Linked DNA regions of Homo sapiens: all the other regions are linked to region 1. A link is a loop called in an ENCODE intact Hi-C map of the cell type or tissue named here. Cell type or tissue: Caco-2. All regions are shown on one strand. Each heading gives the region's core, and the rest is flanking DNA. Links, peaks and the distances in the headings are about the cores only. Region 1 holds the start of PRR15 (proline rich 15). Region 2 overlaps CHN2 (chimerin 2). Region 3 overlaps CHN2 (chimerin 2).

Evidence for each region. A loop is a pair of places that touch in the nucleus more often than their neighbours do. Peaks named below come from ENCODE experiments on the same cell type or tissue, not always from the same donor. Only the 100,000 strongest peaks of a DNase experiment are listed, where the experiment ranks them.
Region 2: a loop joins it to region 1, with 2.6 times the contacts of the local background. A loop is called at or near these places in 8 of 110 quality-filtered maps.
Region 3: a loop joins it to region 1, with 2.3 times the contacts of the local background. A loop is called at or near these places in 8 of 110 quality-filtered maps.

The regions. Positions count from the first base shown.
Region 1 is chr7:29,558,185-29,568,285 of GRCh38, forward strand. PRR15 (proline rich 15) reads left to right here and starts at 5,651. Exons shown (of 2, transcript NM_175887.3): 1 at 5,651-6,193; 2 at 8,001-9,109. The coding sequence starts at 8,146. The coding sequence ends at 8,535. It overlaps PRR15-DT (PRR15 divergent transcript), which reads right to left and starts at 5,507. Exons shown (of 2, transcript NR_183550.1): 1 at 5,204-5,507. RefSeq lists an enhancer at 7,274-8,137. In Caco-2, for the core only: a CTCF peak has its summit at 6,139; DNase peaks (open chromatin) are centred at 4,927, 5,577, 6,107, 6,757 and 1 weaker place; H3K4me3 peaks cover 5,059 bases.
Region 2 is chr7:29,466,481-29,476,581 of GRCh38, forward strand. The region is part of intron 6 of CHN2 (chimerin 2); the gene reads left to right. Among named protein-coding and RNA genes, the nearest start is that of PRR15-DT, 92 kb to the right of the region's middle. In Caco-2, for the core only: no CTCF peak of the experiment used is centred there; a DNase peak (open chromatin) is centred at 5,231; H3K4me3 peaks cover 242 bases.
Region 3 is chr7:29,482,432-29,492,532 of GRCh38, forward strand. All of the region lies in intron 7 of CHN2 (chimerin 2), which reads left to right. Among named protein-coding and RNA genes, the nearest start is that of PRR15-DT, 76 kb to the right of the region's middle. In Caco-2, for the core only: no CTCF peak of the experiment used is centred there; no DNase peak of the experiment used is centred there.

The DNA of each region.
Region 1 (10,101 bases), core at 1,257-9,256:
CACTGATCACACAGACACTGGATGACCATTTGTTAAGACGGGTGAACAGGGAGGCTGATGACTTGCAGACCTATGATTCAGGGAAAGGGCTCGTGAGACACAGGGACTAGGAGTGGGGTCAGGAAGAGTCAGCTGGTGTTGATGAATTGCAGAGAAAGGTGGCATTGGGCAAAGAAATCAGCCTTGCTTAGGTCAAGTAGTACTCAGGGAAAATGTGTAGAACTGAAATAATTAGTAATGTTTTGTGACTATAATTTTTGAACTTCTAGATGTGCATGTGTGTTAACCTGACAAGGTACAGGATGAGATGCTGTAAAAAGTGGATTCCAATTTCATGCATGGGTAAAATCCCCACTCTCTAAATCCACAACACTGATGCATATACACAGAAAGAAGAAAAGAAATCGTAAAGTACTCATACATTGATGACTATAAAGAAAAAGGACAGGAGAGATACATGCGTAATTTCCAAAAGCTGGAGGAGTCCATAGAAGAAAGGAATGAAGAAAGGGAGGGAAAGGAAAAAATGAAAAGAGTAAACATGAAAACAAGTGGCAAAAAGCTCAAAAGGACTAACACCAAAACATTAACCAGGCTCATCCCTGAATGAAAAGAACATAGGTGATTCTTATTTTCTTCATTTTGATTAGCTAGATTTCTATATTTCTTTAAATTTCTCATCTTGTTTTTCTCTTTGCCTAGTTCCCAATACAGATGCTTCAAAGGAAGATAATACATTTCTCAACCTACCATTCAATGCCAGATTTGCTAAGAGAGCAGATGCCATGTTAACCTGTAAAAATCTGATTTTAATTGCTAGTGCAATGCTTGTCCTCTAATAATTCCTTCTCTATTGTCTTTGAGTATAAATATTTATTGCACTTAAAGGTTCAATTTAATTTTTTAAAAGAAGCAATTTTTTTTTTGAGATGGAGTTTTTCTCTTGTTGCCCAGGCTGGCATGCAATGGCGTGATCTTGGCTCACCACAACCTCCGCCTCCCAGGTTCAAGTGATTCTCCTGCCTCAGCCTCCCAAGTAGCTGGGATTACAGGCATGCACCACCACACCCGGCTAATTTTGTATTTTTAGTAGAGACAGGGTTTCTCCATGTTGGTCAGGCTGGTCCTGAACTTCCGACCTCAGGTGATCTGCCTGCCTCGGCCTCCCAAAGTGCTGGGATTACAGGCATGAGCCACCAGGCCTGGTGCTAATTTTTTAAAAGAAAAAGAAAAAATGTGTCCTCACCCAAATCATCAATGCATTTTTGAAAAATAATGACAAGATAAATTAAGAAATGTAAGCATTGTCCAGTTAAAGCATATGTCAATATTGTAACATTAAAAGTCATCTACTATTAACTAAATAGATGAATCAACTTTTAAATGCATCTATCATGTAAGATGTCTAGCTTAACAATACAGAGCTGTAGGGCCAGACCATGTCCTCCTTGTAGAACCAAACAATATGATTCCCAGATCAATAGTTACAGAACACAACTATACTTGTAATACTAACCATTTGTGTGTGTGTGTGTGTCTTGGTGGGGAGAGATTAAAACAGTTCTAGATGCAAAAATGGAGAAAAATAAGTCTTAATTGTTTAACACTGTCTTTAAAAGTCAAATTACACTGATATCTCAGATAATCTGATGAACCTCACCTTTTGGTCTTACCCCCAGTTTACTTATCCATGCACTATACATATGTTTTATCTACCCATTCCCTTAACTCAAAATTTTACAGATGCATTCTCTGCCTCTAAAAACTTGCCCATCACTTTAACATTTCACTAAATCCTCCTTCTGGGAAGAACTTTTCATATTAGTCCAAAAAAATGTGGCAATATTAGCTTTTTTCCCTTTTGGACAATATCGTCTCTTCCTCTAACTAAAATAGTCCTTACCAAGTAGGAATGGGTTTGGCTACAAGTAACAGAAAACTGTGTTTAAATCTGTGGTTAAACCACAGGGATATGTACGATCTCACTGAACTAAAAGTCCACAGGTAGGTGGTTCCAGGGTTCCTTCAGGGAATGGATGGTGTAATCGAGGACCTAGACACTTCCACACTCCCATGCCATCATCCTTAGCATGACGTGTCCTATTCCCATCCCTGCTGCCTCACTGGCTGCTGTCACACCAGACGTCACATCCTCATGCTGTGCTTAAATGCAAGCATCAAGGGTGTGGCAAAAGATGTTCTCTCAGGAGGTTCTGTCCTTTATCTGGAAAAGAAGCATTTCCAGAAGTCTTCCTTATAGCCCCATAGGCCAAAACTGAATCACTATGGCCACTCCTAGTCACAGGGAAGGCTGTGAAAGTATTTCCCTTCTCAGCTTCTAGTCAAACTCAATCTCCTTATTTGTAGGAATTAAATGAAATAGTGCCCTGTTGATTCTATCTCCAACATTCCTGTTGCATCCACCTAATTATCTTCATCCCCCACCAAATCAACTCCCACCACTGTACTACAGGCTTCAGAATATCCCACCTAAAGTCTCCCAACAGTTCCTAACTGGTATCCTGATTGCCCCATTTTGTCCCCTCTACCATCCACTTTTTTTTTTTTTTTAAGTCTTTCTCTGTTGCCCAGGCTGGAGTGCAGTGGTGCAATCATAGCTCACTGCAGCCTGGAACTCCTGGGCCCAAGTGATCCTTCCACCTCACCACCTAAGCACCTGGGACTACGGGCTCACACCACAACACCTAGCTAATTTCTTCTGTTTTTTTTGTAGAGATGGGGGTTTCCCCATGTTGCCCAGGCGGGTCTCAAATACCTGGGCTCAAGCAATCCTCCCACTTCAGCCTCCCAAAGTGCTGGGATTACAGATGTGAGCTGCTGCGCCTGGCCCATTCTTTTTTGAGATGGAGCCTCACTCTGTCACCAGGCTTGGAGTGCAGTGGCGCGATCTCGGCTCACTGCAACCTCCACCTCCCGGGTTCAAGCGATTCTCCTGCCTCAGCCTCCTGAGTAGCTGGGACTACAGAAGGACGCCACCACACCCAGCTAATTTTTGTATTTTTAGTAGAGACAGAGTTTCACCATGTTGGCTAGGATGGTCTGAATCTCTTGACCTCGTGATTCACCTGCCTCGGCCTCCCAAAGTGCTGAGATTACAGGCATGAGCCATCGCGCCCAGCCCCATTCATTCTTTATACACCACTGCACAACATTTAACTGCGAATCTTACCATGTTCTTCCTCTTTAGTGGGTTGTGGTCCTGAATGTTCTGGTCACACCCACCTCTCCAGCTTCAGCTCCCTCTCCTCACTCAGATCACATGCGCCTGCTCTTTGCCTCTCAAGAAACCTCAATTTCTTCACACCTCCAAGTTGTTCACACGCTACTTCCTCCATCTGAAATGCTCACCCACTCTGCATCTCAGCTAATCTCTCCTCAGTTTTCATGTCTCTCCTTCAATGTCCTCCCCGTACACAAGGGTTATTTGTAAGATGTTGTTATTAAGTTCAAAGTTGCTGAATATAAATGAGAAAGGGCATGCAAAATAATCTTTTTTTTTTGTTAATTTCAGCAGTTAGTAGAGGTTTGCTTATTAGTAAAATGTTGACCATTTTGTTAAAATCACACTTGAGGAGCCAGTTGGCAGAACTTATTTTCTTTTCCTGAATTTTTTATTTTCACCCATATGCTCAACCAACAACGTAAAAACCCACCTCCATAGCTCCCTAGTGGTGATGACTCCTCAGATAAAGGCATTCTTCCATGATTCAATTTCATCTGTAAAGTAATGGCACTATGATGAATTATCCCATTCTCCCCTCAAAGTTGGTGGCCTGCCTTTGTTCAATCCTGCTTCTGTGATTGAAAGTTTATGCTCTAAAAGTAATCCCGAGAAATATATAAAAATGCATGACTTCCAAATACCCTGTGCTGTGCATATCATAGAAATTCAAAGAATCCCAAACTAAAAAGTAAATCATATATTCATATTTTTATCTTTCACAAATTGAAATACTCTCTAAAAATTTTTTCTACTAATTCTATATTGCAAATTATTTGAGTTAGGCAGTATGTCTTTCACTACTTTTTTTTTTTTTTTTTTTTTTTACAGACAGAGTCTCACTCTGTCACCCAGGCTGGAGTGCAGTGGCCGGATCTCAGCTCACTGCCACCTCCACCTCCCAGGTTCAAATGATTCTTGTGCCTCAGCCTCCCCAATAGCTGGGAATACAGGCGTGCACCACTACACCCACCTTGTTTTTTATTATTATTTTTAAGTAGAGACAAGGTTTTGTCATGTTGGCCAGGCTGGTCTCAAACTCCTGGTCTCATGTGATCCACCCGCCTCGGCCTCCAAAGCGCTAGGGTTACAGGCTTGAGCCATCTTGCCCGGCTGTCTTTCACTGCTTTTATACTGCAAACAGTTTTCACAACAGAGATGCTCAGTTGCTCCACACCCAGTCCTTCAGGGGAGTTATGCTTGCATATGAGCTCAAGGAACATCAAAATCGTTTTTTGAAACAAGAGCATCCTGGAAGATGAAGCAAGCTGCACCTCTGCCTTCATTAGTGAAAATGCCCTGTGCCAATATCTTTATGTCAAATGAATAAAAAGTACTCTTGGCCGGGCGCTGTGGCTCACGCCTGTAATCCCAGCACTTTGGGAGGGAGGCCGAGACGGGCGTATCACGAGGTCAGGAGATCGAGACTATCCTGGCTAACACGGGGAACCCCGTCTCTACTGAAAATACAAAAAATTAGCCGGGCGCAGTGGCGGGCGCCTGTAGTCCCAGCTACTCGGGAGGCTGAGGCAGGAGAATGGCGTGAACCCGGGAGGCGGAGCTTGCCGTGAGCCGAGATCGCGCCACTGCAGTCCAGCCTCGGCGACTGAGCGAGACTCCGTCTCAAAAAAAAAAAAAAAAAAAAAGTACTCTTATGTGACCAGGAGTGCAATCCCCGGTTCACTTCCTGCAGTGGCTCAGGGCTGGATTTACACTGCCCTCGTTGGGTGGCTGTCCATGGACTTCCAGGCCTGAAAGAAGGAAATTCACATCCTCACTGAGTCGTGTTAAGAGTCTCAGACTGGCAGGTTGTGGTGGTTAAGACCGTAGAAGCTAGAGTCAGGCCCCCTGGGTTCCAACCCTGCTCTGCCACGTACCAGACAGGCAAACCTGAGCAACCATTTTCCCGTGCTAGGGTTTCCTCGCCTGTCGAGTGAGAATAATAATAATAACAATACCTACCTCCTAGGGTTGCTGTGAGAAATAAATGACAATCCACAGAAAGCGCCTGCAACGGCGCCTGGCTGGCAAACAGCGGACTTGTTAATTACAGCCTTTCAACTAAGGGCGCCTGAAACTCGCAAACATTTTGCTCGGGTGTGGATTCGCTCCCGTTAGTTACAAACTTGGGATCCCGGGACCCGGAAAGCAAGGGGGAAAAATAAATCGCGATGGGGCCAAGGGACAGCTGCTGCGGCAACTTTTACCCAGCGGAGCCCACCTACAGCCTCAGCCTCCGGGTCTCAGGTCTCCGCCGTTTCTTCTCAAGGAGTCGGTCGGGGGAGCGGCACTGCACAGCTTTTCTCCAATCAGACACCTCAAGGCTGGCGCCTGATCCAATCTCCTCCCCTGGAGGGTGGGAACGCGAAGTTCCTACCTGCACCTGTGGCAGCGGTGACCGCCTCCTGGGTTATTTTCTTTTCTCCCCCAGCTGCCCCAGGGTTCTGGTTTCCCGAATCACTTGGCAAATAACCAGCAGGTGGGCAGATGTCTTTTTTGCGTTCCTACGGACGCGTAGGCAAGTTCGATGCGCCGGAGTGAACAGCCAGGGTCCCATCTCTCAGCCGGCTCCCGGGCGGTGCTAGCAGGGAAGAGGGACGCGCCGGCGAATGAAACACTACTAGCCCGGAAAGCCGCCCTGGACCTTCCACCCGGGCAGCGAGTCTGGCGGCCCCTCGCCGCCGCCCCCTCCGACCAGAACAGACTGCGCTGCGAGCCCCGGGCTTCCGCCGCAGCGCGCAGCAATTGGAGGTGCCAGAGGAGACCAGCAGCAGCACTTGATTTAGCTGGGCTGCGGGAATTCCGACCTGTACACTTTCCAGAAGCCTGATCTCTCCAAGTCCGCGCCCAGGGACTCGAGCCCCGGCTTCCAGGTTGACCCGAGCGCGCCCCCTTCGTGCTCTCGGCCGCGTTCACCGCGCGAGGCCTCCGGGTCCTGTTAAGCCCGAGCAGGTGAGCGACTGGGGGTGGTTCGGCGTCCGCCGAGACAGAGCCTGGCCCCGGGGGTCACCCTGGGGTGCTGCCTGGTACCTCCCAGGTACCCGCCTCCCGGAGCCCTAAGAGAGGCTGAAAACCACGGACGCTCCAGGACTCCGTTTTCTGTACTTTTGAGTAATTTGCCATCTTTTCCTTGCGCAATTCGTACAAAGCCCTTCCGTGCTCACAAAGTTGATGATTGTGAAGAAGAAAATGTAGGTTAGAGGAGAGGAAGCAGCATCAGGACACCTTACCACCACTGTTAGTAAATGACTTGGGGGTACGGGTTGCTTTTCCGATCTGCAAAGTAGGAGGGAATGGGATGTTTGCAGACGCAGTTGCTAATTGTGCCTGAGGGCGTGGGTGCCTTTTGTACCGAAAGAACTTTTGGCCGTTTTTTCTTGTATTGTTTTCAAGTCGCTGCCCGAGTGTGTCCTCAGGGCATCCTGGGGAGGAGCCGGTGTTGCGGTTTCGGGGCGCAGCCGAGGCCGCCCCGCCGCCTCCCGTAGGCGATCAGACTTCCTCTCCCTGGCGGTTCCGGGAGGAGAACCTCCTACAACAAACACCGCCGAAGTTTCCCTCTCCAGCGCGATCGCCAATCCCAGGAGCGCCCGGCGCGTGGGCTGGGAAGGAGCCGAGCGGAAACCTGGAAGTGAGCCGCGGCGCAGGCGAATCCTGCCGTTGCTGGTGGCAGCGCCCAAGAGACCCCGCACAGAAAGTGGGCTGGGAGTCTCGCTTGCTGTACCCGCACCTAAGTGCTCAGAAGCGGCCTTTCGCTCTGCAGAGGGGGGGTCTTAGAAGCTTGGGGAAGAAGCACATTGTTTCGGAGTTCCTTGTTGCGTTCTTTCTCCTTGGGAGGAGGGAATTGCACAAGGAAAAGAAGAGAAGCCTTTACTTTGTAACTGAAATTCTCCAGAGTTGAGTTGCGTCGTACAGACTCGGTGCATATTTTAATACAAAACTAAGGGAAGAGGCCATTTGATACTTGGCTTCATCTCAACCGTCAGCCGGGGGTGACTTCAAACAGACGCAAGATTGGGCTCTGGGGAGTAAAAGGAAGAATTAGGATGGCGGTTTTCAAGGGAAGTTAAGTCTAGACATGCTTCTTTGAAAGTCACAAGGCAGAAGTGGTCAAAAGTAGAATTTAAAAGAACCAAAACAAATATCATAAGCTTGTCCTTCTCTCCTACTGGGATATAAATTCTCCTAAGTATCTCATCGAAAAGGCTCCTGGGACGAAAGTCGATGGGGGCAAATCTTGGAGGGAAATTTCGTGACTGTTTGACCATGGACTAATTAATACCGTTCACCTGTAGAGAGGATGCACTTGGTTCCCAGCGCCCTCCTCCCAGGTGCTTATCCAAAGGGAGGCCGCCCTGGGTCGGATGGGTCACCTTTTGGCGTCCATCTACAGTCAAGCAGTGTGGACAGGGCGGTCATTTTCCCTCTAGAGACGGGTTGATTCAGAGGGGTGGGAACGTCCCTTGGGTCCCCCGGGCACGCTGACCACTGCACTGCACTTCCCCTGAAGGAAAGGCAAAGGTTGAAGCCAAAGAGTTCAAGGCTCAGCCTAGAGACCAGGTGATGGTGCCCTGGAAGACACTTCCGCCAGCACCCTATGGGGCGCAGTGGCGTCTAATGCTAATGTGGGCTACGTAGCTACGGGATTGGGTCGCTCCGACCCTGGCCGATCCGGTGCCAGACAGCATAAGGGAGGAAAGGGGACTGGGGGGGGCACGTGACTTCAACCAACCCAGTAACCAAGTTTTGTTTTCTTCCCCAGCACAGGCCGCTGCCTCAGCATCCACCCCGCAGCCCACGTGTGGCAAGCCGGGGAAGGGGTGGAGTGAACGGCCGGAGACCACGTGGAGAAAGGGGCCGCTTTGGCCCTTCCATCTGGGTGCCGGGAGCCCCTAGGCCCTCCGGCCATGGCCGACAGCGGCGATGCTGGCAGCTCCGGCCCCTGGTGGAAATCGCTCACCAACAGCAGAAAGAAAAGCAAGGAAGCCGCAGTGGGGGTGCCGCCTCCCGCCCAGCCCGCTCCCGGGGAGCCCACGCCACCTGCGCCGCCCAGCCCGGACTGGACCAGCAGCTCCCGGGAGAACCAGCACCCCAATCTCCTCGGGGGCGCCGGCGAGCCCCCCAAACCAGACAAGTTATACGGGGACAAATCCGGCAGCAGCCGCCGCAATTTGAAGATCTCGCGCTCCGGCCGCTTTAAGGAGAAGAGGAAAGTGCGCGCCACGCTGCTCCCGGAGGCGGGCAGGTCCCCGGAGGAGGCAGGCTTTCCTGGTGACCCCCACGAGGACAAGCAGTAGCCCCAATAGCCTGCGCGCTCCAGGACTGCCTACCCAGCACTACCCCAAACCCCCAGTTCCAAACCCGAGACTTCAGGCCCGCCCCCTTACGCGTTGTCTCATTCCACCAAATTCAGAATATTTACACAATGCCTTCATGATTTTATTTTTCTGGAAATTGAAGTGTCAATTGGGTTCTCAATATTTCATGACTCCAAGGATGCATTAAATATTTATTTGTGGTAAGAGAAGATACCTGCCGCGGAGGAGGGTGGCATAATTATTTTTTTTTCAAAAAGCTATTCTGGGGCCCTGGCCCCCTGGCTCCTGTCACAGCTCAGCTTGAACTCTGTAGCCTCTCAAATGAAGAAGGTGGCTGTTATTTAGGACTCTGTGGAAAGCAAATCACAGTGCTGTTTTTAATGCCTGAGAAATGCACTTTAGGGGTAGACTTATACCTTAAGTGAAGGAGTGGGGGAGGAAGAAGCATTCTTAAGTAGAAGCATTTTAAAATAAGGCAGGATTGCTTTTAATGTTAAACTACAAAACTGTACAGCCTATTTTAGTGTGGACTATTAAAACCCTTGCACTGTAAGGCTTAAGGTGACTTTTGTATTTTTTCCATTCCAAGACTGAATCCCATCATACTTAAAAGCAGGCAGGCAAAGTCCGAGGTGAGAGTTAATCATTTGCCACACAACATAACAGTGACTAGTGGAAAGCTGCAGGGAAGAGAATATTTCTGGAAACCAGCAACACCTGGACTGGAACTTGTTAGCCAGATATCCCTATTTATCAGCCAAATTCGAGGAAGGGAGAGAGGTACCAATTCATTATTCCTAAATTCACCTTTTACTTCAGTGCATTTTCATAGACTATAGTAAGTTACAATGCTAGTAATACATCCTTTTCAGTATCCATTGTTAAACTTACTAACGATTGTCTAAAATCAAAAAACAAGGCCAGGTACGGTGGCTGATGTCTGTAATGCCAGCACTTTGGGAGGCCTAGGAAGGTGGATCACCTGAGGTCAGGAGTTCAAGACCAGCCTGACCAAAAAGGTGAAACCCTGTCGCTACTAAAAATACAAAAATTAGCCGGGCGTGGTGGCAGGCACCTGTAGTCCCAGCTACTCGGGAGGCTGAGACAGGAGAATTGCTTGAACCTGGGAGACAGAAGTTGCAGTGAGCAGAGATCGTGCCACTGCACTCCAGCCTGGGCATCTGAAGGAGACTCCATCTCAAAAAAAAAAAAGACTGAACTCTGCGCAGCTAAAGAGGTGGGGGTATTTTCCCCACCCCTTTGCTTTAAAAGCTTATTTCCTTAAAGTATGCATTTATCTAGTTTCAGACCCTTTAGATCTAACAACCTGAAGATTCTTAACAAAAAGCTGTTCGCTTTTATTATGAACTTCAAGAAAAAGAGTAAACGAATACCATTTGCTTTGAGAAAATTACAAGAGAGTTATTGTAGTCGTTAAGAGGCACTGGGATCTTTTCCCACCACAATTCAGTTCATTTATAAACACCCAGAAATGCATGGCAGGAAAATTATATTGATCAAAGTGTATATCTTTGTAGATAATGA
Region 2 (10,101 bases), core at 1,392-9,391, 92 kb before region 1:
TTCTTCAGGGATTTAACCTAAATCATGTTTGTACATGTCATAGTGATCTCTCTTGCATTTTGGAATGATTTTCATTTCTATCAATAGAGGCCCTAAAATGGCTCAGTTTAAGTCCCACAGAAAGTGAATCCTTCCTTAATACCTGCTAGATTAAGAATTTTCATTTCCAATAAAGTTACTTAACCACTTGTTTTGCACATCTGAGAGTTTCTGCAAATGTATCCCAGCTGTGAGATCTAGATCACAAAAGACTCTGATACTTTAGATCTATTCAGTTTCTAGTTTTGTTTGAAACTTGCCTAATTTTTTCCCTAAGGGAAACATTTTCTCCTAGTTCAAATACAAAACAAAACTGGGAAAAAATATTTTGTTTTTCTGTGGCAAAGTTTTTCTTTTTTTCTCATACCATTTATAAATGTAATATAATTAAAGAAGTTTTAAAAGATAAAAAAAGGTAGACATTGGTCTGTTTCCTTACAATGATTTTCTATGCACTGGGATTTTTTAAATATACCTGTAAGCATAGTATAGTTATCATTTTGTATTCTACATTTTTTTATGAAGCATATTAAAGCCATATTATTGTACACTCTTCACAAGCATCATTTTTATTGTTGCATGAGTGTCATATGTACGTAGCTATTTCCTGATGTTAGAGCGTGCACAATATATTCCATTTTTCACATTAGAAATCATGTTGCTATAAACCATCTCCTTAGGATAGATTCTTAGAAATTGAGTTACTGAATCTTAAAGGATATTAATATTTTGAAACTCTTTATCCACATGGCCAAATTACTTCCTAAGATGATTTTAACAGAGTACACTGTCTGGCAATTTCCTGCCTGTGTTTGATATGCGTGTTTGTGTGTAGCGGGTGGGGTAGGGCATGTTGTTTAACTTGTGCAATGTGGGAGAGCATGGATATGGATCAGATCTGTTGTTGCATAGGGGAAAGAGCTTGGTTCAAGCTAGTTCAAGGACCTGACTTTTTGTCCTGACTCTACAACTAACTGGCTGTGAGAACCTGGGCAAATCAGCAGGAGGTTTGCAGACACACGCATTTATCCATAAACCTTTGCTAAGTGCTTTTTATGTTTCTTGGTACCAAAGAGATTAGAAAATGAAGTCCAGGGTTCTTAGGATATTACACTCTAGTGGGGGACAGATAAGTGGAGGCAGAATCACATGAAGTTTAAGAGAATGAACTCTGGAAGTAGCTTGCTCTGGGTTCAATTCCTAGTTATTAGCTGTGCAAGCTTGCATAGTGAGAAGTCTCTTAAGCTCAGCTTCCTCATATCTGAAATGAGGGTAATAATACCAGTGGCATAGGATGGTTGTGCAGATAAATGAGAAAATGGTTAACCTGCCTGGCACAACGTGAGCTCAATAATTGTTAGGTTTTTTCTTTTTTTCTGTTTTGTTGCTGATACGATTCTAATAAGATTTAGAAACTACCACTATGTTTTAAGTGGTAGGGAGCATGTGTGCTGCTTCTTCACAAAAGAATATCATGTCTTTGCAGCATGGGTCTTGGGTTCTGAGAATTGATAACATGTCGGGGAGTAGGAGCAGGTATAGGTCATTATAGGTCATATCTCAGGGGATTTTCAGCTCCAATGGGCCGCCATGACATCTTCACAGAAACCAAACGGACCCGCCCCCCCCCCCCCCCGCCCGACTACCCAAAATTTTGTTTGGTGTTGAGATTGATGATGCCATACTTCCACCAAAAGGATGTACAAAGTTTTATTGTTCACATGATGTGACTTTCTGGGGGAAGCAGGACTGACCCCCAGGCAGGTCCATAAAATGGCTTGAGAGAGCTGGGACTGGCTCAGCGTTCTGTGGTGGTTAGGAGGCGGAGCTGGGTAAGTGTTCTCATGCCAGCAGGGGTTGCATGGTTTGAACTTCCACCAACACCAAGGGAGGGAGTGCACTGGCCTTGTTCTTGACTTGCAATCAGTAAGCAGTCAAACAATAAAAATGGAGTCAGACTCTTTATTATGTGGGGTGTGGTTTTATGATGGACAAGGGAAATCTCAGTAGCTTTCTTTCTTTCTTAAAAGGAGAAACAAGCCAACTCTCTGGATCCCACCTGTTCCTACTCTTTTTACTGCAGTGCTTGGCTCCCCGGTACTCCCAGCACTGGCTGTACAGTAGTCTCTGATCCAAGTGCTCTTCTCCCATTCTTAAAACACGTGCAATCAGATTCCCCCGACTGCTGCTGGAAACTGCTCCTGTCAAGATGATCACTTACTTTCATATTGCTAACCCCTGTGGTCCTTTCTCACTCCCCATCATACCTATCCTGTGAGCGTTAGCTTTCCTTGTCTTTCTTTGTGACTAGTTCTCAATTTTCTGACCCCTTAATGATTGGAGTGTCCCAGAACCTAGTCCTGGGGTCTCTGCTCTTCTCTATCTGCACTAACTCTCTTCCTCTAAAATCCATCTACCCATAAGTAGATTTCTGGCATCTGTCTCTTCAGGAACCTCAGGCTTGTAAGTCCAACTGCCTCAATGTTCCTATACCCAAAATGGAGCAGCTGGCCTTCTCTTTCACTCTTGCTCCTCCTGGAGTCTTCTTCATCTCATTTAATGGAAACTTCATCTGTCTAGCTGCTCGTGCCCAAAACTGCACCATTACCTGGAATTCTTTCTTTCATGTGCACTTCACATCCAACCTGTCAGCTAATCCTGTAGACTTTACCTTGAAACAATATCCAGATTCTGGCCATTCCTTATCACCTCCACTGCTCCCACCCTCATCCAAGCCACTGTCTATCCTTTAGCTGAATTTCTGCCATAGCCTTTAGCTGATGTTCCTGCATGTACTTTAGCCCCCCTACAGTCATCAACACAGCAGGCAGAGCAATGCTTTTGTAAAGTCATTCAGATGATACCACAGCTCTGTTCAGTACTCTGCAGTGGCTGCTCACGTCACTCAGAGTGAAAGTGGGAGTCCCATTCCTTCCCAGAAGGCCCTAGGTCCCTTACCTCACCTTCTAGCACCTACCACTCTAGCTGTTCCTGATCTTTGCTATTTCTGGAGCCTACCATGCTTGCTCCTATTTCATGGCCTTGCATGTGCTGTACCCTCTGCCTGGAATGTTCTTCCTCCAGATGTCAGCATGGCTCACCTATCACCTCCGGCCCGTATTTGCCCAAATTTCCAAATGTCACCTTCTCATGAGACCTTTTCTGACCACCTTGATTTAAGTTGTAACCTCCCTCTCACTTCCTATCCTTGTTCTTGCTTTGTTTTTCTTCATGGTTCCCAACACTTTTTAAAAGAATATACAATGTACTTCTTAGTTTTGTTTGTTGTCTACTCTCTTAGAGTGGTTGTTCCCTGTTCTATCTCACTGGCCTAATACAGTGCCTGATAAATAATAGATGCTCAATAATTATTTGCTGAAATAAGGAAGGAAGAGAGAAAGGAAGGAAGCAAGGAAAGAAGGGAGGGAGGGTAAGAGGGAGAGAAGGAAGGAAGGAGCTATGTTTGCAACATATCCAAGAATAATTGTATTGCATTAAAACAGAGCATAGGCCAAATTGCATGTGGTCATTTCAGACTGAACTGTGTTCCCCTGGAATATTTACACTTGTTCATTAGCATGACAGTCTCTTTTCCAGAGCAGGGAGTGGCTTGAGAGGTGTCTGCATCAATCACACACACTCTGACATTCCATTTGGGAAGGGACAACACAGTCCTACGCTTGGTAGAGCTAGTCTTCCCAAACACAAATACAAGGACCAATTGTAGATTTTGGAAATCCCAGCCACCACTCACACAGGAGACCAGAAATAAACTTAGATTATCTTTGGAATGTGTCAACATCCATGTTTCAGGACTACTGCATTCTTAAATATCCCCAAGAACTATATTGAGCAGTATCAGCTGCACAGCTGTGAGTGGCGCCAAGGACTATTTTGTTTGGGTGATTGTTCACTGTAAAAAGCACAGTAGGGATTGGAGATATTTTTATTTGTGAAATTTTGAAAACCTGTTTCATAGGTATCTTGGTTGTTTTTAACATGGGGCAGTTCACATGGAGAAAACAACCGGTTAATTTGATTTTTTTTTCTGTAGATAAAGGTGCACCTTACTCCAACTTCTGACCACAGAACCTGGTAAAGGAGTAGCTGGAGGCTATGTTTGGTACATTCTGTAGTGCTGCTTTGCAAATTGCCATAATTTGGACAAGAAAGTAGTGGACAAGAAAATGCAATTTGACAAATGTCTGGCCTTTCGCAGGGATTTCCCAGGCTCCCCTGAGTGAGCGGAGCTTGAGAAAGACACCCAACATCAATATTGCAGTTTGATGCCATAAGCTAGAAATTGAGTGTCTTGACTTTTGTAGGAAAACCCACATGTCAGTCATTTGGGGCACTTACTTCTTTGGCCAGAAGTGGGGAGTTGCGTCATATATCAGCAAGGAAAATACAGAGAAAAGCAAATGAATATGGAATATGAGAAGAAAGTCATCTAGGGCAAGAAGGAAGATAGTAGCTGGGAACTTCGTAATAGCTGCTTCTCCCTTAGGTTTTACACTATTTACTTGGATCTTAGTTTTACAAAAGTTTTAAGGAGTTTGATTTAACAAATGTTCCATTCTCTCAAGAATAACCCTACCATACTTTCTAAAGTTTAGCATTTGAGAAATTGGACTAAGACTTTTAAAGTTCGTATTTAAGGAAATGGATTACTCTGATGGTAAAACATGTTGTTGTTAATATTGACTCTCTCAAAAACTGCATACAAAACAAAACAAAAAAGCAAATAATAACAATGACGTGTTGAAATGCGCGAGATCCTTAATGCAACACAAAGTCTTCCTCTATGAGGTGGAGTATCTTTTATTTCTATATCTAAAAAGTCTGTGAGAAACATCAGAAATTAGCCACAATTTTTGACATCAGTCTCAGCAGAACAGCTGGTGGTATCATGTGGGAAGGACAGCAACTGTAGCATTGCACGATCAGCCAACCCAGGAAGCATCAGGTTATTTATTTGCTGCTAAACAAGGTACTTTGGTCCATTTCAGCGCACATACAGGCCTTTCAGGTTGGGTGAACGGTGACTGTTTTGAATGAGGCAAAATTGTATTCTAGGAGGGGCAGTAAGACTGTTCCTTCGGCACTTCTGTGTGTCTCTCACATCGAGAGTCGCCATCTGTCCCTGGAGAATAATCGGCGTGGCAGCTGGGCATGGTGTGTCATCAGAGACAAGGAACCTTGTCTCAGATCAGAAGGCAGCAGGTTTGGAGGTCAGCAGCAGTTTTAGGACTGAGCCAGGTTAATCGTTGACACCTGATGCTTAAATGGCCTCAAATAAAACCAGGACTATACAGCTTGAACTAGCCCAATTGCAGGAAAGACGGCAGGTCCCACCCTGATCTTTCTCATTTCTTTGGCGCCATGGCAATGTGTTTGCGTTTAGTTATATGTCTTTGTTGTCTTCCTCCTCTTTCAGGACTGAAAACCATAAACAAAGAATATAACAAACAGGGCAATTCTTAGGAAAGGCAAGGATGATTCATTTGGCAGTATGCAAGAGGGTTCAAAGTACATAGGATCAAGCAGGCTGGGTTGATAAAAGATAACCACCCCTTTGATTATCATTCGGCAATTGGAGCTTATTTCACTTAGCATTTCTAGTTTTTTCTCTTCCCAAAAGGAATAGAGAACCAGCTCCACAATGCCATAGCAAAAAACCAGAGTGGACATCACCGCACCTCCTTATCCACCAGTCCCCTCAAAATCCCCATAGAAGCTTTTCAAAACAAAATACACACACACACACACACACACACACGCACACACACACATTAGACACAGAAATAGGTAGTAGGCATACCCTTAGTATACCACCAACCAACATTAAAAGTATTTTAGTGTGACCCACAGAGCGTGAAAACAAAGGAAAGTGTAGATTTCCCACACCATCCAGGGCTGTACGAATGGCTGCAGCATTTTGCTGCGTGTTCCTGGATCTGGGCAGGATTTAACATTTTGTGGCTTTGGGGAAATAACGGGACACCCAGGGTCATCACCCAACACCAGTACCCCAGACATATGTTCAGGGAATGAGCCAATGGGCCAAGGGAAAAAAAAAGAGCATGCTAACTCTTCATAAAAGTCGAAATCATTTCTGATGGAAGGAAAGGAAGACAGAGAGCTGCTGAAAAATGGGCATGTTTTTTTTTTCCTGCAACAGAACTGTCCTGAATGTCAAGCCAATGTTGGCATCATGGTAGTCACCAGAGAAGAGTTAATAGAACTCTTCTTTTATAGGTAGGTTAAAAATAATTTTTCTGCTTTAGATGTTTGTAAAATTCCTCTAGGAACAGAGAGGAGGAATGAGTCTTTGTGTCAGTGGGCTGTGGGCAGCCAGCACCCCCAGTCTGCCACACATGTGGTGCCAGGGATTTCCATGGAAAGAACCTCAGGAGACCTGATTCTGGGCCTGTTTCATAAGGCTAGCAGGCTAGTGAGGGCCCTAGGTCATAATTTTAAAATCATACTAATATACATCCAGGTGTGTGTATACATTCTCAGGGTAGCAGGAAGAAAGTGGTGGCAAGCGAGGCTGGAAAGGTGGCAGGGGCCAGACCCCACAAGCCCCTGCAGGGCATGGTATGGATTTTTGCCTTTGCCTTAAATCGTCTTTGGAGGTTTTAAGTGGCATGATGGGAGGTGGGTGTGGGGTGAGCATGAGCAGAAACATGATCATATTTTGTGTTTGAAACAACGTTAATTCCTTTGGAGGGGATTTAGTCAATAGCACTGACTACGTTCATACTTTCATCTTTTCTGGCAATCCCCTTGAACTGAAGCACTTGAGATTAGTGTGGTCAGTCTCAATTCTAAGAGCACATTACAATCCCCTGGAGGATTTTTACAGCCCAGCCCCCATCTCCAGAAATTTGGATTTAATTGGGCAGAGGTAGAGCTTGAGCATGGGGTGTTTGTGTGTGTGTGTTTGTGTTTTTTTTTTTTTGTGTGTGTGTGTGTGTGTGTGTGTTCTAATTATCAGGCAAGGCTGCGACCCACAGGTTCAGTGGAAAGATAAAATTGGAGTCCTCAAAGTGTGGCCCCGAGACGAGCAACATCACCATCACCTGTGTACCGATCAGAAATGCAGATTCTCTGGCCTGATCTCATACTGACTGAACCAGAAACTCTGGGGCTCCATATGTTTTAAGAAGCCCTCCGGGGGTTCTGATGCCTGCAGGTATAAGGCAGGAGAAGCTGGAGTCTGGATCTGCTTCCAGATTTAGTTGTAGAATAGCTCTTTGATAAGAGGTAATTGTGGAACCTCTCTGGCCCTTGGTCTCTTCCCCTGTAAAAGGTGGAGGAGGGATTAGACAATCTCAATGGTTAAGAATTTATCATCCATGCACACTAAATCTAATAAGAGTTTTATAATATACTTTAAAAATCATTTTTATATAATGGAATAAGAACATAGTCATTGTAGGAAACTCAAAAAAAAATGCAAAGAATATAGAAGAAAATAAATGTCAATTAAAATTTTTCCACCCAGAAGTAACTGTTGCTTATCTTCAGCAGTTTGAGTGAATGTATTTTGAATATATTTTGGTGTGTTTTCTTCTGATATTTTCTGTGCATACCTACTTACAAATCTGGGAATTATACTATACATGGCTCAGGAGCCTACTTCTCACCTAACATTATACCAGAGGCAAATCTTCTCATCATTAAATGTTCTTTTAATTGTCTTTGTTAATGTCTACATAATACCCTATTACATTTTATGCCATAATTTATTTAACTTTTCCCCTATATTGACTGTTTAGGCTTTTTCACATTTCTTGATATTGTTTTGATGAATATCTGTATCTCTATATCTATCCATCTATCTAGATCTTAGTCTGAAGACCTTTTCAAGAGAATCCTAGAAATAGAATAATTGGATCAATGCACATGAACTTTTCCCGGCTTTTGATCCATCTCCAACTTTTTTTTTCCAGACACAGGCCAGTTCACACAAACACCAGTGGGATATTAAAGAACTCTCCTCACCACACCCTCATCATCATTCGTAATATTGATTTTCATTTCATGCACTGCCATGAAGCAGAGAAGGCTGCAACAGCAGGACAGTGTTTGGAATAGGAGTATAGCTCGGGCAGTCAACACCTAAGGAAGATTCAGACTCAATAAACAGAACTGTAGAGCTATCAGCAGCACAGACACTGTGGTTGGAATACAGGGAGACATACAGGACCAATGATGACATTTTCAAAGAGCCCTCCTTAAAATGTAGCACTGGAATTTACTTGAAGTTTGTGGAAAGGTTGTGGATTGGTGGCAAATCACCTTCTCTAGAAATTGGTACTGATAAAGCACAATGTTGTGCTCCCTAGAAGCTGAGAGGTGGTCCTGACTGAAGCCAGGTGGAGGAGGAGCCATTGCTTAGATGAACCTCTAAGGTCCCTTCTGGGCTTATGATGCTAGGTTATTAGAGCCAGTGTAGTGAGAGGGGTATTTGTCTTTCTTCTACCATTCCTTTCCTGGGCACTTTGTATGTCCACAGACACCCAAAAGGGCTCCATTTTCCCAGGTCTTCCTGCCCATTGACCCACCCTTTCCTCCTTGTCTATATCTGACAACCTCTCATTGCCTTCTCGTTACTTGATTCCTTCTTGGATCCAGGATCCTAATTGTAGAGAGAAAGAAGAACAGTGAGAGGGCTTAGAAAATAGAATCCCAACCTTTATTCATCAAAAAAAGAAGAAAAAAAAGAAGTGGTGAGCTTATGTCACCATTTATTTATAGCCCCACCTACTTCCAGAAGTATCTTAAGTGGTACCTGCTTTCACAGTGGGCTCAGGGAGAACTAAAGTCTCCTATTTAAAAACCAGTTCAGGGAACACCAGACCTGCTAGTCGTTGACAGACTATAATGGGGAAGAGAGTAATTCAAGCATTCAACCACTGCATATTTTTTAATGTAAGTATTATGGGGATGAGAGACTGTTTAAACAATATTTAAAAGCATAGATTTAGTGTATACCCAAAAGAATTGAAAACAAGCGTTCAAACAAAACTTGTATGAGGATATTCTTAGTAGCATGGTTCACAATTAGCCAAAAGGTGAAAACAGTCTAAATGTCCATCAACTGATAAATGGAAATGAAGTGTGGTATATCCATACAATGGATTGTTATTCAGCAACAAAAAGGAATGAAGTACTGATACATGCCACAGCATAAATGCACCTTGAAACATGCTAAGTGAAATATCTAAAGAAAAAAGAAGCAGCCAGATATCAAAACCCATATATTGTACGATTCCCTTTATACAAAATATCCAGAATAGGCAAATTCATAGAGACAGAAAGCAGATTGGTGTTTGCCAGAGGTTGGGAGGAGAAGAGAATGAGCAGTGGTACTGATGGGTACAGGGTTTCATTTTGGGGTGATGAAATATTCTGGAACTAGGTAGTGGTGATTGTTGCAGAACATTGTAAATGCATTAAATGCCATTGGATTTTACATTTTTAAATGGTTAAAATGGTAAATTTTATGTTAAGTGTAGTAGAAGGAAAGACACTTGTTCTTCAGGGCTTTGAGGAAAGATAGGCTCAGTTAGTTGTGCCTATATTCTACCACTTACCAGCTATGTGGCCATGGGCAAGTCACTTAAACTCTCAGCTTCCATTTCCTTATCTGTAAAATAAGGGTAATTATAACAGTACCTACCTCGTAGGGTTTTAAATCTTAAATGAGTCAAAATATGCAAAGTGGGCCGGGTGCCATGGCTCACACTTGTAATCCTAGCACTTTGGGAGAACAAGGTGGGTGGATCACCTGAGGTCAGGAGTTTGAAACCAGCCTGGCCAACATGGTGAAACCCCATCTCTACTAAAAATACAAAAATTTGCCAGGCACAGTGGCACGTGCCTATAGTCCCAGGTACTTGGGAGTCTGACGCAAGAGAATCACTTGAACCCGGGAGGCAGAGGTTGCAGTGAGCCGAGATCGCGCCATTGCACTCCAGCCTGGATGACAGAGCGAGAGTCCGTCTCAAAAAAAAAACCACCAATAAAAATTAAAAAAAAAAAATACACATA
Region 3 (10,101 bases), core at 1,316-9,315, 76 kb before region 1:
CTAACTCTAGGTGGAAACTTTACATGGTTTTTGGAAGAACATTCAAAAAGCAGGCTCAGGCTATAAATACAGTGGCAGGTTTTTAGGGACAAGCCACTGAACTGAACTAAAGGAAGAAAATTCTTATCCTAGGTCCCTGCCATCTGCTTGGAATTTGTGTTTCAGACCTTAATTTTACATTAGCTTTTTATTTACATTAACTTCTAATGGGCTTTATTCAGAAGCCTTCTTGATTTGTAATTCGGGTTAATATTTGAGGCTACTATGTGCATAGCATATAGTAAGCAGTCAATAAAAAGAACAAATAATCACATTTTCATGCTCATCAGATAATAGGCTTTGCTAGGTGCTGTCTGCACTTTTTTCTTTTTTTTTTTTTTTTTTTTTTTTTTTTTTTTTTTTTTTTTTGAGACGGAGTCTCGCTGTGTCTCCCAGGTTGGAGTGCAGTGGCGCGATCTCGGCTCACTGCAAGCTCCGCCTCCCGGGTTCATGCCATTCTCCTGCCTCAGCCTCCCAAGTAGCTGGGACTACAGGCGCCCGCCAACACACCCGGCTAATTTTTTGTATTTTTAGTAGAAACGGGGTTTCACCGTGTTAGCCAAGATGGTCTCGATCTCCTGACCTCGTGATCCGCCCGTCTCGGCCTCCCAAAGTGCTAGGATTACAGGCGTGAGCCACCGCGCCCGGCCTGCACTTTTTTCTAGAGGCCTCCTACCTGACATTCAAATTTGCCAGTAGAGTTTCTCTTCTTACCCCATAACAAGATTGTTTGCCCCAGTCAGAACTATTACCCCAGGTAAAAAGCCCTTTCCTTTGCTCTGCCCAGGAACTTTGTCAAGAGGAATGAATAGAAACCCCCAACATTCCCTAAGTTGGGACCTTGCGCTCTATTCTCTCAGAAAGCTCACAGTCACTGCCTTTGCTTCTCAAACAAAGCTTGTCTAAGCAAAGTAAAATTCGGCTCTGAGAACAAAAGCTTTGGGAACCAAAGGACAGTTGGCACCTCATCGCATGCAATAATTGTATACTTTTCAACACTGTGTGCTGATGCAATCTTTGCTTATTTAAAGCCTGGATTTCCTAGGGTTACTTGTACCTACTAGGCACTGAGACGTATTTGTTGGAGGAATGGTGAAATTAACAGACTCCTCTCTAAAATGAAAACTGTTTGTCAAGAGAAAAACCACTCGGTTATTTAGCTCATTTTATAACTGCATCTCTGTTTATCTAGTTGATTTAAGGAGGCACTCTGCTGTAACTGGAACAGCTCTCTTTTGAATGGTCCACCCTAATAATACCTTATGGCTGAGCTCTGAAAATCTTCAGGCCAGCCAACCCCAGAGGCCCGGCAGTCGGCTTGCTCGGCTTCCTGCCCACACTTAGCACAGTGCTGAGGTAGCTTTAGCCCGCATAGTACTCCTGGCCACACCATGTTCTTCCAAAGAGCTCAGCTCTCTCTGCCTCAGTTCCCTCATCTATAAAATGGGAGTGTTGGGAGGTTTAAAGAATACATGCGAGTCACTTATCGTGGTCTCTGGCACCCAGTAAGTATTCATTTGATGTTAGCATCTATTATTATCTTTTTGTGCCTCTCACTTGTATTTTTGTATCTAGCTTTTTCAGTCTTTTATTTTCTACCCTCTCTTCTTCATGGCTTTTTTTCTTTTGTCTCTTTTCTACCATCTCTTTCTTCTTCTCTCATTAATTATATGTAAGAGAAAATGAAATAAAGCCTGATGGTTATTTCCTTGAATGTATTCCATCCTGTAGCCAATACTGGTTTATACCCCTCGTTTGTTTAAAAAGTAAATGGATGACTTAGATGATTTAGATTTAGATTTCACACATTTTTCTCCTAGCTTTTAAAAAGTACTTTCTATTAAAGCTGTCATAACAAATGACCACAAACTTGGTGGCTTAAAACAACACAGATTTATTTGCTGGTGGTTTTGAAGGCTGGGAAGTCTGAAATCAAGGTATGGGCAGGGTTGGGTCCTTCTGGAGGCTCTGAAAGAGAAACTGCCCTGCAGCTCTCTCCTAGCTTCTTGTGGTTGCGGCAGTCCTTGGCGTTCTTTGTCTTGTAGACACACCACTCCAATCTCTGCCTCCATCTTCATATAGCCTTCTCTGTATGTCTCTGTATATCTGTCATCTTCTTATAAGGTTGCCAGCCATGGGATTTAGGGCCCATACTAATCCAGTATGATGTCGTCTTAATTATATCTTCAAAGACCCTATTTCCAAATAAGGTCATATGCACAGTGACCCAGGGTTAGGAGTGAAGCACACCTTTCGGGGGATATACGATGCAACCCGTTATAGGAACTGTAATTGACATTTTCAGGAACCCTCAATAGGAAGGATCTCTAGCCTCACCCTAAAGGATGCATTGTCAGTAATGTTAAAGTTTACAGTTTCATTAAAGATTTTTATGTCCATGAAAAAAGGTCTTTAGATGTAATCTAATTGCTCCTAAGTGTCAACCCCTTGGTCCAGGCATAACTGCTGATTTCCATGGCTATTGATTTTAACATCTGTAAAGAAAAGTTTTCATGGATTTTTCTTATCAGTGCTTCATTGCTCTGATAGAAAGTGGTGAAACTTAGTTATTCTTTGTCTCTTATCTTTACCAAGCATTTCTTCATTAAAAGAGGCACCAAAAAAACTTTAAAATAGCTGGTGAGCTTCCATTTTTAGTAGCAAGTTGAAAGTGTCTATTTGCTGTAGCTGGTTCATATTCAGAGTATGTGTTATACTTTATAATCAAATTTATGATGTAGCTATTAGTTCACACTAATATGTGTGATTGATTATGCAGGACTGGGCAGGTAATGTGTGAGACCTAGTATAAAATGAAAATATGAGGTTCTTGTTAAAAAAAAAAATTGAGACTTTCAAAACTATGACAGCAGCACATTAAACCATGCTAAGGACAGGGCTCTGTGCAACAGCGCAGGTCACATGCGCCCTGAAGCTGACCCTGTGGTGATGTATAAAAAAACAGGAGTAAAAGACAAGCTTCTGTGAGCATTCAAAGAGGAGGGGGCTCCCTAGTGCTGGAGATCCTGTGTAAGAGACAGTGTGGTTGTTCTCTCAGCCTTAACCAAGAATCCTCGTGGGTAGGTGGAAAGTTGGCTGAAGCCCAAGTAGATAAATAGATCAAGGATGGTTATACAGGGGAAAGAAAGAGCACCCGGGCTATGCAAACAACAGGAGTGAGAACTTGGAGTCAGAAATGTGCCAGGAGCGAATAAGGTGCAGGGGAGAGACCTCGGGGACAGAAAGGAGTCCATCACATTTAAATCATCAGTTGGGGTGGGCCAGATGGTGGAAAGATGATGATTCCTGGGCCCTGGAGCCATCAGAGTCTCCTGAGCAGGCCCTTCCCCCACTCAGCCTGCTGCTTCTGTTCCCAGCCTCTCCAGTCTGCATGGGGATCTGCATCACTCTTTCCTGCCAAATTCTCTCCCACCCCCATGCACTTCCAGGATACCCTTCCTTCTTCCCGATATGGAATATGGATGGAGAGCAGAGGCCCAGAAAGTTCTAACCCCCCTCACTGTGTGTTCCCCACTCCCTTTCCACCCCCCTTCCACCTCCTGCCCAGCCTGTACCAGCTTCCCTTTTCTCCCTAGCGCTGATCACCAGCTGACATCGTACATATTTATGTGTGTGTTTGCCTGCCTTCCCCTTACCAGAGGGAAACTCCCGATGGGAGGGGGTGGGGAGAGAGGGTTCGTGGAGTGGGGATTTTTGTCTGTTTTATTGACTGCAGAAACCCCAGTGTCTAGAACAAGTCCTGGCCCACAAGCTGTTCATTCACGTTGGCAGAAAGCAGGGGACCGTATCTCCCTACAGTTGAGCTTTCGGAGCCCTCTCCTCACTCCCTGCCCTGCAGTTTGCCCTCTTGTGCGGCTTGTGTGTTGTATGCACCTGTGTTCATTGTACTAGAGTCCTTCCACGGAGTGGGCCCTTGCCAGGGTCATCAGATGGCGCAGGAGAGATGGAGGCCCTATCAGGATGTGTCGGGCCAGCTCTCAATCCCCATTTGCCAGGGATGGTGACTGTGCAGTGCTACCCCGTGTCTGATCCATGGGAGCGGGCGGGTAAGGGGGAGGAGGGATCTGTCCCAGTTCACTACAGCTGTCCTGTGTGGCGCCTTTCAAAAGCATCCCATCAGGACGTAGGGGAAATGGTTGCCCTACTTACTCTTATATGTCCCCCACTCTGCTGACAGACTGAGGATGCACCAGGAGCACCCCGTTCCCATGGCACACCCCATCGCGTGTGCTCTTGTAGCATGCTCCTTCTCAACATGCAACCCCCACCCCGTGCTATCCTGGAGGCCAGGACTAGAAGTTCAAGAAGCTAAGAATATGTCCCCACGCTCCCACTAAAACACCTGTCCAGGACGTGGCAGCACCACCACCTCCCAGTTTGGATTTGAGGCTCCTTGATGATTTCTAGGCCTTTCATTCATTTTTGCATTCTTCTCAGTCTAGTGGTCATTTGCTTTGGAAGAAGACTTTTTGCTTCCCGCATGCAAGCCCCTCTCTCTTCCTCTTCCCCCTTGACCTCATAAAAGTGTGTCAGCCCTTCGTGTCATTCCCAGCATTTTGTCTGCCTTGCCTTCTTATCAAGCTCCCAGGTGTCTATCACCCTTTTCTGTCCATCTGATGCTACTTCTGTGCCTGGAGAACAGGGATGGCTGGATATTGCACCTGCAAATTGACACAGGCAGAAATTGGCTTCAGAATGGTTGGGGGCTTGTTTTGTTTTTTTTTTGTTTGTTTGTTTTGTTTTGTTTTTTAAGTTAATAATCAGAAAAGGCTGTTTTGCCAGAAACAAGTCTGGAAAGAAAATTCAAAACAAAGGCAAAACTCATCACCTTAAATATAAAATGAGGGACTCAAAGTGAGACTGGAATAAACAGGTTTGGAAATATATGGCTTTATTAAAAAAATGTTGTTTCTGCTCCCAGAGTGCTATGAAGAGGAGTTGTTTTTGTCTACCTCCTAATTCAGCCTGCTCCACATTATAATGATTACAAAGTCCTTGTTTTCAAGTAATATAACCCCTGGAAACTATCTTAAGCTAAATAGACTATTATACAGGATGGTCTCATAAAGCCTCCAGGGAATACTCAGAACTCAGGGACGGGTGGAAACAGGAACTGGGAGTATACCTGGAGCCAGTTTCTCCCTCTCTTCCTCCTTCCCTCCCTCCTTTCTTCTTTTTCTCCTTCTAACTCCCTCCCTCTTTCTCTCCCCCTCCCTCCTTCCTTTCCCTCCCTACTTTCATTATCTCTTCCTTCCTCTGTCTCTCCTTCTCCCTCTCCTTCCTCCAGAGGCATCCAGTAGAGGCCAGGTGTGCTACTAAACGTCCAGGACAGGCCACCACAACAAAGAGTTGTGCAGCCCTAAATGCCAGTAGTGCTGAGACTGAGAAACCTCACTACTGGCAATGGGGAGCCACTCGAGGTTTTTGAGCAGGGAAGTGTCAAAAGGATGTGGGTGTCGATGTGCTCATAAACCTGATCAAAGTTAAGTAGCATGAGGACATCTTACTTTATGCAGTGGGGAGACTCCCAGAAAGCTTTGAGACAATCAATATTTTAGAAATGCAATCCTATCTTAAACTAGGGCAGCTGCTAATGAGAAGTCCAGGGATCTGTGGTGCCCGGTTTGAGAAACTCAGCTCTCCTGCCCCATCTCCTTGGCCAGCCTTTCAGAGGGAACTCAGAGTGTCTGTCATAGATTGATTCACCTCTGCTGTGTTTTCGTACATCTGAAAAGGGTCACTTCAAGGTTAGGACTTCATCTGGTCTTGCAAAAGGGGAGAGTTCAAAGTTTAACCTAATTTTTCATATGAGATGAATGTCACATGGTTGTGGGAAATACAGTAAATTATAGGAAAAGTCCTTGGCAGAGATCTGGAAGCCTTGACTGTGCTGCTGACCTGGGTGACGCAGGATAGGCTGCCTGCCCTCCAGCCTCTCAGTTAACCCTGGGCAAACACTAGACTAGACCTCCAGAACCCAGCCACATGTAGCTGGAAGGGACTTTAGCTCTCTCTTCTGTGAACATAAAGTAGCTAAACAAACAAACAAACAAACAAACTGCCTCTGACCCGAAGATTCCTTTTCAAAGCAAAAGAATAAAATTCTGATTTTTAATATGAATAATAAAATGACAAATTGAGGCAATAAGGTTTCCATCTATACCACTGCTTCTCAATAAAGGAAACTTCACCCCCCCACCTCCCCCTGACCCCTGGGGGACATTTGTCAATGCCTACAGATATTTGTGATTTGTCCCAGCTGGGAGTGCTACTGGCATTTAGTGGGTGGAGGCCAGCGATGCTGCCAAACATCCCACAATGTACGAGGCAGACCCCCACAACAAAGAATTTTCCAGCCCAAAATGTTAATCAGTAGTGCCGAGGCTAAGAAATCATGATGTATACTGGTAAGAAAAAGCAAAAATTCTCAACTGCAGCATGTCATAAACGGTACTTTTCCTTCTTACAGTTTCGATCCCAGGCTGAGCTGATATTAATACATCTGGGTGGTGTCTACATTGACCCATCAAAACATATCTGGTATAAAACCACCAGAGAATACTGCCTTCCAGATTCAGCAGCTATGAGACAAATAACATCCTGTTCATTTAGAAAGAGCTGTGTTGAGAGATACTTGCTAAATGCCTGAGATCTTTCTGGATGACTCTTCTTGCTCTTGTTTTTGCAAAGTAGCCATTCCTGGGCCATTTGTCAAACATACCTTATCTCGTGTAATATCATCTTTTTTGTTTGGTGTGGTTTTTGAATTCCAGGCAGACCGTGCCTAGTGTAATAGTCTTGGACAGACATTCTTCCTGTCTGGAGTATTTTCTTCCTGTCTAGAATATTTTAGTTACTGCCCTCAAGTTTTCAAACTGTTCTTTCTCTAAAAAGATATTCTTGCAAATCAGTGAACTTCAGAAAATGGAAAAAGCCGACCAGTGAATTTTAAGATACGGTATATTTCAATGAAAGAGTAGACATAATAAGTAGAAGCCAAATAAAATGGGCTCAGAGCATGCCCTCAGCATTTACACGTAGCCTTCTGTCTAGAGATTGTCCTTGTGGATCCAAAAGAAAATTGAACAATATATCGGTCGTGAAAATAAACAATGGCCCATCACCAAAAAGGAAAGTAGGCAATGGGCCTAAAATAATGTTTCACTTTACATCCTTGCTCTATTCTCATTTTGTTTTATTTTTTGGGGACTGTGTGGGGACACTGGGTGCTACTTGCTCTTCGAGACGTCTATGCATTTATTTGGCTGGACAGAACAGATCAAAGGCAGTAGGGATACTTGTTGGGAAAGGATGTTGGTAAATATGGACAGTGATAATAAGCATTAAAATGCAATCCTGATGTGCTCAATTATTTTTAAAAATATTGGCAAAAAAAGTGAAATTTTAGAAAATCTGTGATTAGCCTATCCTGTTTTTCCTGAAACAATAGGCCAGTTTATATTTTGTCAATATGCATTCTGTCCACGTGTAGTAAACATGTAGCCACTCACTTAATTTCTAAATATTGCATTTTCATTTTTACCCCAAGATATAGGGATATTTAAGATGAGGTTATTTCATCCACTCAAGATGTTTCAGAGACCAACGTGATGTCATTCCTTTTTTTTTTTTTTTTGAAACACCATTTGCCAGAAAAGAATGCCTTTCAAAACCTAAGCCCACCTTCATTGGCCTTTGGTTATGCTGTTTTCTCTTCTGTAAATGTCTTCCTCAAGTCATCTGCTCTCCAGTCAACACCATCACTTCCCCACCTGCTCAATCTTTCCCAGGCTGGTGAATTCCTATCCATCCTTCAAAGCCCAGTTCAATATCCCCTTCCGCAGACTTCTAGGAAGAATTTATTATTCTCTCCATTATACTACCATAGGATCTCCTACGTGTTCTGCTGTATCACCTGACACATAATTGCCTGTTTATTCTTGTAGATAATGAGATCCTTGAGTGCAGGCAGTTCTTATTCCTCTGATCTATTTCAACTTTGTATATCCAAGGACTAGTACAGGGCCAAGTTCAAAGCAGGCAATCAGCATGTAAATATCAAACAAACGAGTGAATAATGAGTTGCTGGAAAGGTGGAAATAAGATGAAAATAGGATATAATTCATCTGTCTGACATCCTTCCCCCATTAATTTGTAATGCCACTTCTGAGATATACCAAGTATCCATATATGTGTGATTTGGTTTCTTGTCTTTCCAGTGTATACTACTGGTACCAAATGTACTGTACCAAACATACTGGGCTTTGGCTCTCTATTTGAAATGTTATTATATTATATTCAGAATATGGTATGTATGGTATCAGTTTTTTGTATATGTTGAAGCTTAATTTGTGGTCAATTGATACGAATATTCCAAGTGGTTTTGAAAAGTGTGTGTGTTCTTTGAATGGCTGGATATGAGATCCCTTTCGTATTCATAGATCAACTTTAGCTATTTGATCTACTAGTTTCTGTGAAAGATGTCAAAATCATTATGATTGTGGATTTGTCAATTTATCTTTGTAAGTCTTTCAATTTCGCTTTATATTTTTGAGACCATATTGTCATATAAAAGCTCAAAATTATATACTTCTGGTAAAAATAAATCTCTATTATCTCTATCACTAATAATGCAAATATATATATTTGCTCTATTTTGGGTTTCTATTGGCTAGTTTGCTGGGTATGGCTTTCTTTCTTACATTTCTCTCATGTTATGTTTTAGTTGTGTTTCTTGAAAGGATTTTTAAAATGTTATCTAAAAATCTTTTTTTGTGATGAATTAGAGCCACTTATTCTGATTAGAGTTGTATAAGGATTTTTTCTACAATCACTGTACTTTTCTATTGCATCTTTTTTCTCCTTCCCTGCTTTTTATTGGTTTAATTAAACCTATATTTCTTTTTCCCTTATGTATTTGTGTGTGTGTGAGAGAGAGAGACAATCTCAGTCTGTTGTCCAGGTTGGAGCACAGTGGCGCCATCATAGCTCATTTTAGCCCTGGACACCTGGGCTCAAGCCATCCTCCCATGTCAGTCTCCTGAGTAGCTAGGACTACAGGCATGTGCTACTATGCCCAGCTAAATTTCAAACTCTTTTTAGAGATGGAGTCTCACTATGTTGCCCAGGCTGGTCTCTACCTGGCCTCAAGTGATCCTCCTACCTTGACCTCCCAAAGCACTGGGATTACAGGCATGAGCTACCACACCCAGCCATATATTCTTTTTGATTAATGGATTTCATCCCACCCTTTTTTAAATTATCAAAAATTTAATACATGCATAATTGACTTCAAATATTCTTCAGTTAATTAGTAGCTCTTCTTACATTTCCCAAATTAAGAGAACTTTAGACTTCTTCATCCCCTTCAAACTTCCATGTCATTTTTTTACCCCATGTTTAAGTCCCCTACAGTTAGTCATCTTGTTATTGTTGTATGCAAATAGGGCATGATTAGATTGACCCACACTTACCAGTTTTCTTGCTCACCACTGCTTCTGGAAATCCTTCCTCCTAGATTCAATTTGCTTCTCACTGAAGTATATCCTTTAGTATTTCTTCAAGTGATCATCTGTGATTGGAAACTCTTGACATTTGTCTGAAAATATCTTTATTTCACCCTTACTCTTAGATGATAATTAGCTGGGTGTAAAAGTTAGGTTGGCAGTATTTTTGTCAGAGCACTTTGATGAAATTATTCAATAATCTATTCATGTCTTCCTGCTGAAGAAAACTCTATTTTTACCTATTTCTCCCCTTTCAAAGATAACCTGTTTTGGTTTTTGTTGTTGTTGTTGTTTTAGGATTTTGCTTTGTCTTTTGGTATTCTGCAATTTCAGTATAATGGCATAGATACAGATTATTTTTATTTATCTGATTTGAGTTTCATTTAGCTTTTTTTTAATCTGAATATTTTGTGTCTCACTACGAATTCTGGAAAGATCTCAACTGTTCTTCTCCTTAAATATATATTGCTTCCACAGATACCCTAAACTCCATCATTTCTCAACTTCTGAGGATCATCACTCCTTTGCTTATCTT